2 separate regions of the Homo sapiens genome follow, and region 1 is linked to region 2. The links are chromatin loops, found by intact Hi-C in ENCODE. Cell type or tissue: B cell. All regions are shown on one strand.

Evidence for each region. A loop is a pair of places that touch in the nucleus more often than their neighbours do. Peaks named below come from ENCODE experiments on the same cell type or tissue, not always from the same donor. Only the 100,000 strongest peaks of a DNase experiment are listed, where the experiment ranks them.
Region 1: it touches region 2 in a loop (2.7-fold over the local background); 4 of 110 quality-filtered maps call a loop at or near these places.

The regions. Positions count from the first base shown.
Region 1 is chr6:27,816,999-27,821,998 of GRCh38, forward strand. No RefSeq gene overlaps it. Among named protein-coding and RNA genes, the nearest start is that of H2BC14, 4.5 kb to the left of the region's middle. In B cell, a CTCF peak has its summit at 2,921 (motif pointing right); a DNase peak (open chromatin) is centred at 2,893.
Region 2 is chr6:28,078,642-28,083,641 of GRCh38, forward strand. It overlaps ZNF165 (zinc finger protein 165), which reads left to right and starts at 1,927. Exons shown (of 4, transcript NM_001376491.1): 1 at 1,927-2,329. RefSeq lists enhancers at 1,383-1,452, 2,253-2,372. In B cell, no CTCF peak of the experiment used is centred here; DNase peaks (open chromatin) are centred at 820, 1,530, 2,440 and 2,910; H3K4me3 peaks cover 2,763 bases; H3K27ac peaks cover 3,043 bases.

The DNA.
Region 1 (5,000 bases), 260 kb before region 2:
GGAGTTGGGGAAGTGTGGATGATTTTACAGGGGTATTAAGTGATTTTTAGGGGAATTCAATAGGCTTGAATAACATAACAGCCTAGGACAAAGTCTGTTTGGCCCACAGACCAGACAATGATTTGTGGCAAAGGTTTGTCTCCGTGTGTTGACAGACTTCAGTCTTCTTGCGATATGAGTTTTCAGTTAATGAAAACTCAGAGAAGAGACCAGAGGTAATTGTTTTCTTCTTTGGCAGGTCTATACTTTAGAGAGATAAGGGAATTTCAGAGAACAACTTCATTCTCTGCTTTCAGATAGAGAAATGAGAGAGAGGAATAGGGGGAAGGTCCGAAAGACCTTGAGTACTCTTCTTCAGTTCAGTATGTCAAAGCTCCATATTTTGGGGAATCGGTTTCTGAGCCCGAACAATACAATCTCATTAGATGAAGCATCTATTCTTGATACAGGAGTATCATGTTAGAAACAAATTAAAGCTCAAAAGATTTTTTTAAAAAATTAGGCTGAGTGCGGTGGCTCATGCCTGTAATCCCAGAAATTTGGGAGGCCAAGGCAGGCAGATTACTTGAGGTGAGAAGTTTGAGACTATCCTGGCTAACATGGTGAAACCTCATCTCTACAAAAATACAAAGATTACCAGGGTGTGGTGGTATGCGCCTGTAATCCCAGCTTCTTGGGAGGCTGAGGCAGGAGAATTGCTTGAATCCAGGAGGCAGAGGTTGCAGTGCGCTGAGATCACACCACCGCACTCCAGCCTGGTGACAGAGCAAGACTACATCTAAAAGAAAAAAAAAAATTAGGAAAATACTATCCAGAAATCTTGGCAAAATTGTTTATGATTATTATTTTTGAGACAAGGTCTCACTCTGTTGCCCAGGCTGGAGTGCAGTGGCACAATCATGGCTCACTGCACCTTGGCTTCCCCAAGCTCAAACAATCCTCCCACCTCAGCCTCCTGGGTTGCTGGGACTACAGGCACAGGCCACCACCCTGGGCTAATCTTTGTATCTTTTTTGGTGGAGACAGTGTTTCACCATGTTGCCTAGGCTGTTCTCAAACTTCTGTGCTCAAGTGATCCTCCTGCCTTGGCCTTCCAAAATGTTGGAATTACAGGTGTGAGCCACTGTGCCCTGCCCCTATTTTTAATTTTTAATAGAACAAAACAGAATTTTGGGGTCGACACAATCTTTATATGTATGTACAGTCATTTTAGAAGAGATAAAATTCACATTTTGGTCACAGAATACTTAGCAAAACAATATTTAAAAGTTCTTTATTGAGTTGTTTTACCCATACACTAATTGATTTTACTTTCCCCATGCACTTGGAGAACTCTAACCCACTGTTATAGCCTATTGTGTAAGCCAATATTGGAGGTGTTGATGACTATATCTTGTTTTTACAAGTCATGTGGAGTGCAGACTGGGTTTCATTTTTTTTCCCCCTATAGTGCCTAGGTCAATGGTGACCCTACAAAATAAGGTGAATATAATGTGTCAATGTAATATAATGTACATCTTTATGAAGGAAATAAAAAAAATGGATATAAAAACAAAAAAAAAGCTTTAATTAATTAATTAATTAATTTTTGAGACAAAGTCTTGCTGTGTTGCCCAGGCTGGAGTGCAGTGGTATGATCTTGGCTCACTGCAACCTCCGCCTCCTGGGTTCAAGCAATTCTCTTGCCTCAGCTTCCCGAGTAGCTGAGATTACAGGTGCCTGCCACCATACCCAGCTAATTTTTTTTGTATTTTTAGTAGAGACAGGGTTTCACCATGTTGACCAGCCTGGTTTCAAACTCCTGACCTCAAGTGATCTGCCTGCCTCGACTTCCCAAACTGCTAGGATTACAGGCGTGAGCCACTGCACCTGGCCAAGAAGCTTAAATTTAAATGAGACAGAAATAGCACAGAGGCATTTGGGCTTTTGGGAAAAAAGTAGAGGCCGTTCAATGCAATGGGTACATTCAAGCTATGACTTGGAGGTTCATGGTCATGGTTGGGTGGATTCTACCTAGGAGTGCTATGTTTGTTAGTAACTTCACACTTAAATCCAAATGTCACAGCTGATTATTATTAAGCAAGGGTTAAATTCTTTGAAAAGAAAAAAAAATCTAGTTTTCTGTCTTTAGGCTTGTGAGTACTGTGAAGTGTCTCAAAAAGACTAATTCCTACAAGAAATGGTTATGGGCTTGGATTTATTGTGAGACAATAAAAGAGTAACATTCGAATAAGTTTTGAGTCTCACATTTTGAATAAAGGCAGGCACACTAGGCAAGGGGTAAGGGCCGATACTTAGGGTCTCCTTTTAGGGGAAGGATTCTCTGTCTCTTTTTTTTTTTTTTTTTTTTTTGAGATGGAATCTTGCTCTGTCAACCAGACTGGAGTGCAGTGGCATGATTTCGGCTCATTGCAAGCTCCACCTCCCGAGTTCACGCCATTCTCCTTCCTCAGCCTCCCGAGTAGCTGGGACTACAGGGGCCCGCCACCATGCCCGGCTAATTTTTTGTGTTTTTAGTAGAGATGGGGTTTCACCGTGTTAGTCAGGATGGTCTCAATCTCCTGACCTCGTGATCCACCCGCCTCGGCCTCCCAAAGTACTGGGATTACAGGCGTGAGCCACCGCGCCCAGCCAGGATTCTCTTTTTGGGTAGAGATTAGCTGTTTTTGAGTGAAGGGTGGCAAGACACACCACCCCAAAATATGCCACATTGACATAAAGAATATTTGAGTTGAGGGCAACTAAGAAGAAGCAGATACAAGAAAACTCTCTGCCCTCTCCCTATTTGCCTAAAAGCAGGACATAAATGTACGGAGGTGTCTCTCCTCCCCTCTCTACCAGAAAGGGCAAAAATTAATCACCAGAGACAACATCAGACTCTCATCAGCCTGGAGAGGGCACCAGAGCAATCTGCATAACAACTTTACTAACCAGCCTTTATCTACCATTAATTTCGTATATATTTGCCTTCCCACAATTTGTCACTCCTAAAAACTCAAAATCCTTTTCCTTTGTCTTCTAATTTCTCTAAAAACTTATTGATCTTATTAAAGATGCTGTATATAAACTGGAGTTTTAAGTCACATTTTTTAGTTACTCATTTCTGGGTACACTCACATGAGACATGTGCTGTACCCATGTTAATAAACTTGTTTGTTTTTCTCTTCTTAATCTGTCTTTTGTCACAAGGGCTCTAGCTGAGAACTCAGAAGTGTAGAGGGAAAATATTTTTTTCCTCCCCTACATGAGGCTTCCAGGAAAACCAGGTTTTCCTGACAAAATTAACGACAAACTTTGACAAACTTTCTACTCTCTTAGGTATCTTCTTGGTTTTCCAATGTTTTTCTTTCATATCTTAAATCTGTTTACTATGTATGTCTTCATTTTAACTGTATGTATAAACATATTCTCTTTATTGATATTGTGATGATGTTTGAAGTGTGAAATGAAGAACAGGCCTCAAAAAGAGTCTTCAGCCAGCCTCGGTGGTTCATGCCTGTAATCCCAGCACTTTGGGAAGCCGAGGTGGGTGGATCACGAGGTCAGGAGTTTGAGAGCAGCCTGACCAACATGGTGAAACACCACCTCTACTAAAAATCCAAAAAATTAGCCGGGCCTGGTGGCATGGCTACTTAGGAGGCTGAGGCAGGAAAATCGCTTACACCAGGGAGGTGGAGGTTGCAGTGAGCTGAGATCAAGCCACTGCACACCAGCCTGGGCGACAGAGCGAGACTCTGTCTCAAAAAAAAAAAAAAAAAAAAAAAGCCTTCATTTGATTATATTTGATTTTTATTTTAGCTATTAATATATTCTAATAGCTGTTTAGAAGTTATATCAAAACATAAAACTCTAAGCATTTATTCAAATATATTAGAAATTTAAATGACATAAAAATTGTTAAGTACTTTATTTGGACTAGTGCAAATAGCATAAATGTGAATTTAAATATATACAAAAAGTTAAGTAATTGAATATCAATAAAATATTAATAAACAGTAAATATAAATTTTCTATATGTGACTAGTGAGATCTACTAAGCTAGTCTAGCCATTTTTCTCAATTATCTCCATTATTTCCTAAAGTATCCTGTGGAGTAACTCTGATTGCCTTTACTCTCATTAAAAAGATGAGGAAATTAAGACAAAAACAGCAAAAGTATCTGCAACGAAGCCACAATTTCAGTCTAGGTTTGTTTGATTGCAGAGGCTGAACTCACTATTCTCCAAAGTAAATATTTACATGGAAACACTAAAAAACAAAGAAATTACATTTTAAATTGTGTCAAGATTACACTTTCTTTAGAGTTAAAAGAATTCCACAGTGTATCCATGCATGTAAAAAATATTAAATATATGAAAAGACGACTACTGCAATAGATAGGTATCATAAAGTTAATAGAATAATCTTCGGACTGTGATTTATAGATATTTTTTCAGTTTGCCTAATCTGAATTTCCTAAATTTTTAACTACGTACATGAATTTCTTTCTAGTTATTTGGACACCAACTGATGTACTTCAATTCAATTCAGGCACTGATTATTTGGAGTTAGCTGGACCTCACCAGTTAAAGGGCACATTTCCCAACAAGACTGTCCCAACTTCAGACGCCAGCTGCAAGTGGGGTTCCCAGGCCACTTGCTCTTCTGAGCAACTGGCTTCAAATCCAGGGATTCCCACTACCCCTTCATGTTCAATAATATGCTAGAATGACTCATAGAATATAGAAAGTGCTGTCCTTATGATTATAGTTTTATCATAAAGAATACAAATCAGGACCAGTCAGATGAAGAGACGCATAGGGCAAGGCTTGGAAGGGTCCTGAAAGCAAAGCTTCTGTGCCATCTCTATGTGGAACCAGGAGTCACCTCCCTAGGATATCTATGTGTTCACAAACCAATAAACTCCCTGACCTTGGTATCCAGAGCTTTTATGAGGGTTTTATTATATAGGCAGGATTGATTGAATCATTGACCATATGATTGAACTTGTTGGGGCACAG
Region 2 (5,000 bases):
AAATACAAAATTTGTGATAGTGTTTCCTCGGATGAGAGGTAGTATAGAGAGGGACTAGAAAAAGAGTAGTATTAAATCTAAGTTGTTGTCAATCTACAGTTCTTATAGACTAGGTAATGGATTAAAAAATGTTCACACTTTAAGGCCATGCATGGACCAATGACAGCCAGTGGTTTTAATTAATACCATTTTGAATATCTGAGTTCCACTGGGGTAAGGGGATGAATCAAACAAGGCCTCAGAAGAAAAGTTGTCTGGGAATGCAGGAAGGTTTTGCAGAGGAGATGAAGTTTCAGTTGCAACCCTGCTGCGTGGGCTTCAATTTCACCACCTGAGATTTAAATAGAGGCAGGAGTCACTCAGGCTAGAATGCAGTGGTGCAATCACAGCTCACTATTGCAGCCACCACCTCCTGGGCTCAGGCGATCCTCCCACCTCAGCCTCCCGAGTAGCTGGGAGTACAAGTGCATTCCACAACCCCCGACTAATTTTTTTTTTTTTTAATTTTTGTAGAGACGAGGTCCCAACTATGTTGCCCAGGCTGGTCTCGAACTCCTGAGTTCAATTAATCCTCCTGCCTTTGCCTCCCAAAGCGGGGAATTAGAAAAGTGAGCCAACACGCCCGGCCCACTAGTGTTAAAAAATAAAAACAAAAGCAATAATCTGACAGATAGAGCCAGGGAGGGCTATGAAGAGACACTTCTCAGGCTTGTATGCCTCATAAGAAAACTATCACATATGACTGCAAAACCCATCTTACACCAAAAATACCTCTGCAAGGACATCCGCCCAGCAACTGTTTGTCTAACCTCAGACTGGTGTCATCCTCGTTACCGATCTTTGTAGTCAAGAATAATGATTTCAAAACAATTAAATAATCCTCCCCATTCTTCCTTTAAAAACCTTTGTCTTCCTTTACCTCCCTGAATAGAAACATAGTTTACTCTGGCACGTCTATTCTTATTGCAATTTCCTATTCCCGAATAAACTTTTTTTTTTTTTTTTGAGATGGATCCTTGCTCTGTCGCCCAGGCTGGAGTGCAGTGGCGTGATCTCAGCTCACTGCAACCTTCACCTCCTGGGTTCAAGCGATTCTTCTGTCTTAGCCTCCCAAGTAGCTGGGACTACAGGCGCCCACCACCACACCCAGCTAATTTTTATATTTTTAGTACAGACGGGGTTTCACCATGTTGGCCAGGCTGGCCTTGAACTCCTTGTTAAATACAGTGAGTTCTAAATTTCTCTTCAAAGAATCAGTATGTCAGTATGTTCAATTCTTTGTTCTCCATTTTAAACTTTAACTTCCTCATTTTCCTCGTCTCCTTGCCTCTAGTTTCAGTAAACAACCTTTTCCACCAGTTCTAATCAGTAGTTCACATCTGTTCCCCTGGTGACCTGCTCCGTCCTGAGTCACCCCTGGTCACCTGCTCTGACCTGAGTCACCTTTAGTCACCTGTTCCGTAACCGTCCTTCCCACTGAAACTGCTCACCCTACCACTCCGGCTCATACCCCTGCTCTCTTTAAAATAGCCAATCGGAATTAACTTAGACTGTGCGGTCCAACCCTAGCCAGTAGGGGAACGACACAGCACTAGGGACTACCTGCGTCAGGGATAAGAACCCCTTCCCCTCCCTTGTTCAGGTGTGCTCTCGCCATTGCTCCATCCGTGAGACGCACCCTTCTATAGAAGTAAATTGCTTTGCTGAGAAAATGTGTGCTCGAGTGTGTATCTTTTTCTTCTTCTTCTTTTTCTGAGACTGAGTCTCACTCTGTCACCCAAGCTGGAGTGCAGTGGCGCGGTCTCGGCTCACTGCAAGCTCCGCCTCCCGGGTTCAAGCGATTCTCCTGCCTCAGCCTCCCGAGCACCTGGAACTACAGGCGCGTGCCACCACGCCCGGCAATTTTTTTTTTTTTTTTTTTTTTTGTATTTTTAGTAGACACAGGGTGTCACCGCGTAAACCAGGATAGTCTCGATCTCCTGACCTCGTGATCCGCCCGTCTCGGCCTCCCAAAGTGCTGGGACTGCAGGCGTGAGCCACCGCGCCCGGCCAACGTCATTTTCTTTTCAGGAGTCCCTTCTGTTATTTAGCAAGACACACTACTACAATGGAGAAAAAAGATGCCCCCTCCTTCAAGCCCTGAGATCTTCAGGACTTTGGCGAAAAGTCTGCGCCCGAAGAGACCCAGGAAGGATTCTTGGAATTGTAGTCCAAAGGCATCCCGCCTTCTGCGCAGACTCACAAGTCCCTGTGGACGGAATTCTTGAAGTGTAGCGCCGCTCAGTCCTTCCACCGGAAGTGTCCGATCGGAATCAGCCCTGTCCGAGAGGTGAGTCCGGGTTTGGGGATCCAGATGTCCAGCCCCGTGTCCCCCTCCAAACATCCAGTCCCTCTCATATTGCCTTTGAAATTAGCAGCCTCTGGGTGACCAGACCTTGGCCCTCAGAGGAATCCCGGAGAAAGGTAGAACCAGCTTCGGCGTTGGGAACGCAGGCGCGCTTACGCATTTAGTGAGGGTTTGGCGGTCTCCATAGTTACCGCCGCCGCGCGTGACGTCATAGTGGAGCGCTGAGGGCTTGGTGGCGTGGGGTGGGGGCTGTCCTACTGATCCTGAATTTGGGGTCACTGGTAAGAGGAGTTGCCCATTCCAGCCAGGTGGAACGGGGAGGGGTGCCACATGTCTCAGATCTGCCATTGTCTGCGAAAAGAAACTGCTGCGAGGACCATCCCCAATCCCCTGCTTCCCTTGGGAAGAGTAACCGCCGTTTTGTAGGACACTTGGGGACAACCCCGCTTGTCCTGAAATTTATTGACACGGTAAATAGTATTTCCTGTGTGCCGAGGATGCAGTTAAACCAACACTGACCCCCTGCCCTTGAGAAACACAAGGTACTATGGGAGCCTTTACCAGCATGCCCCTTGAAGTCTCTGTTCTGCTTTGTGGTCTCTACCGGATTTCCCCTGACTGTCTCCCTCTCCACCAACAAAACTCTCACCCGTCTTCCCCTCCCGCAACATGCCCACCAAGACATGTTCATCCATCAGGAGCCCTGCTCTTTAACCTCCAACTTTCTCATCATAATTAATTACTCGTTCCTCTCTGTTCTCCTAGCGTTTCTTCACACATCTGCTTACCCATTTTTGTAAGTCCTCCTAACACAATATTATAAGGCACTAGATGCTCAATCAATATTTATTAGTTTAAAGCTACCAGCTTTAGGGGGACTCGGTTTTAAATAGATGAGAAGTGATAAAACACCTGGAGATAGTACTGTCAGCTGAGATAACATGTCATAGAACCAGCTGCTCAGCATAATTGAAATTTCATTCGGATTATATGGGCCTACTTTACACCCATCTTACTATGGTAAATGAGATCATGCTCATTAAGCATTAGGACACTACTTGGTTAGCGCATCTAGGAAACATAACCAGAAATATCAAAGAAATGGCCCAGTAAAATATAAGGGATTGAGACTCTCTGGTTAATATACCATGGAACTAACCCCCCTTTTTTTTCTTTATCATTGATAAATTTTGTTCTTACTTATACTCAAATTGTTTGTTTTCCAAGGTTCAGTCTGAACCTAGTGATATTTATTTCATACTCTTGGAGAATTAATACTGTTACATATCTTCAACTACCCTTTTCATGAATCTTGTCTGCCAAGACAAGCTCGGTCATGGAGACCCTAACCCAGTGGCGCTAGAGGAATTAAAGACACACACAGAAATATAGAGTGTGGAGTGGGAAATGAGGGGTCTCACAGCCTTCAGAGCTGAGAGCCTTGAACAGAGATTTACCCACTTATTTATTGACAGCAAGCCAGTGATAAGATTTACTGAAAGTATTCCTTACGGGAAATAAAGGGATGGGCCGAAATAAAGGGATGGGCTCTGGCTAGTTATCTGCAGCATGAACATGTCCTTAAGGCACAGATCGCTCATGCTATTGTTTTCTGCCCTGGGTGGGCCAGGTGTTCCTTGCCCTCATTCCAGTAAACTGACAACCTTCCAGCGTGGGCGTCAAGGCCATCATGAGCATGTCACAGTGCTGCAGAGATTTTGTTCATGGCCAGTTTTGGGGCCAGTTTATGGCCAGATTTGGGGGCCTGTTCCCAACACTTGTCAAAATCTGTCTTCCCATTCCAAATTCTTTTCCATTATTGAAATATCATTGTTTCTGTTGGAAATATTTTTCCAAGTAGATGTCTTATTATCATCTTAAATACAGATCATCCAAAACAGAAGTCATCTGAAACTTTCCTAATTTTTCCTTTCAATCATAAATATGAAGCCTTAAGAACAATTAATAATGCATGATCCTTAACCTCATGGAACATCAATCAGTTGATAAAAAAACAGCCAAACAACTAAAAATAATACAAGGACTTATATATTCATATGTGTATGTGTTAGGAATTGTAAGAACTCAGACTAGAGTTGAGCAATTTCTTAACAGAGGCAGTAGAATTCTTAGTCACTCCAGCCATCACACCCTGCAAGTTGATCTCACCATCAGTCTGCTGCTCATTCCTACTTCCTCTACTCTGTTCCTTTCCTTTCTGAATCTTTCTCATCCTTTATTGTCCAATTTAAGCCCCATGTTAAATACAGTGAGTTCTAAATTTCTCTTCAAAGAATCAGTATGTCAGTATGTTCAGTTCTTTGTTCTCCACTTTAAAGTTTAACCTCATCTCCTTGCCCCTAGTTTCAGTAAACAACCTTTTCCACCAGTTCCAATCAGTAGTTCACATCTATTCCCCTGGTCACCTGCTCTGTCCTGAGTCACCCCTGGTCATCTGCTCTGACCTGCATCACCTTTAATCGCCTGTTCTGTAACCGTCCTTCCCACTGAAACTGCTCACCCCGCCACTGTGGTTCATACCCCTGCTTTCTTTAAAACAGCCAGTTGGAATTAGCTTAGACTATGCAGTCCAACCCTAGCCAATAGGGGAACGACATAGCAGTAGGGACTACCTGCGTCAGAGATAAGAACC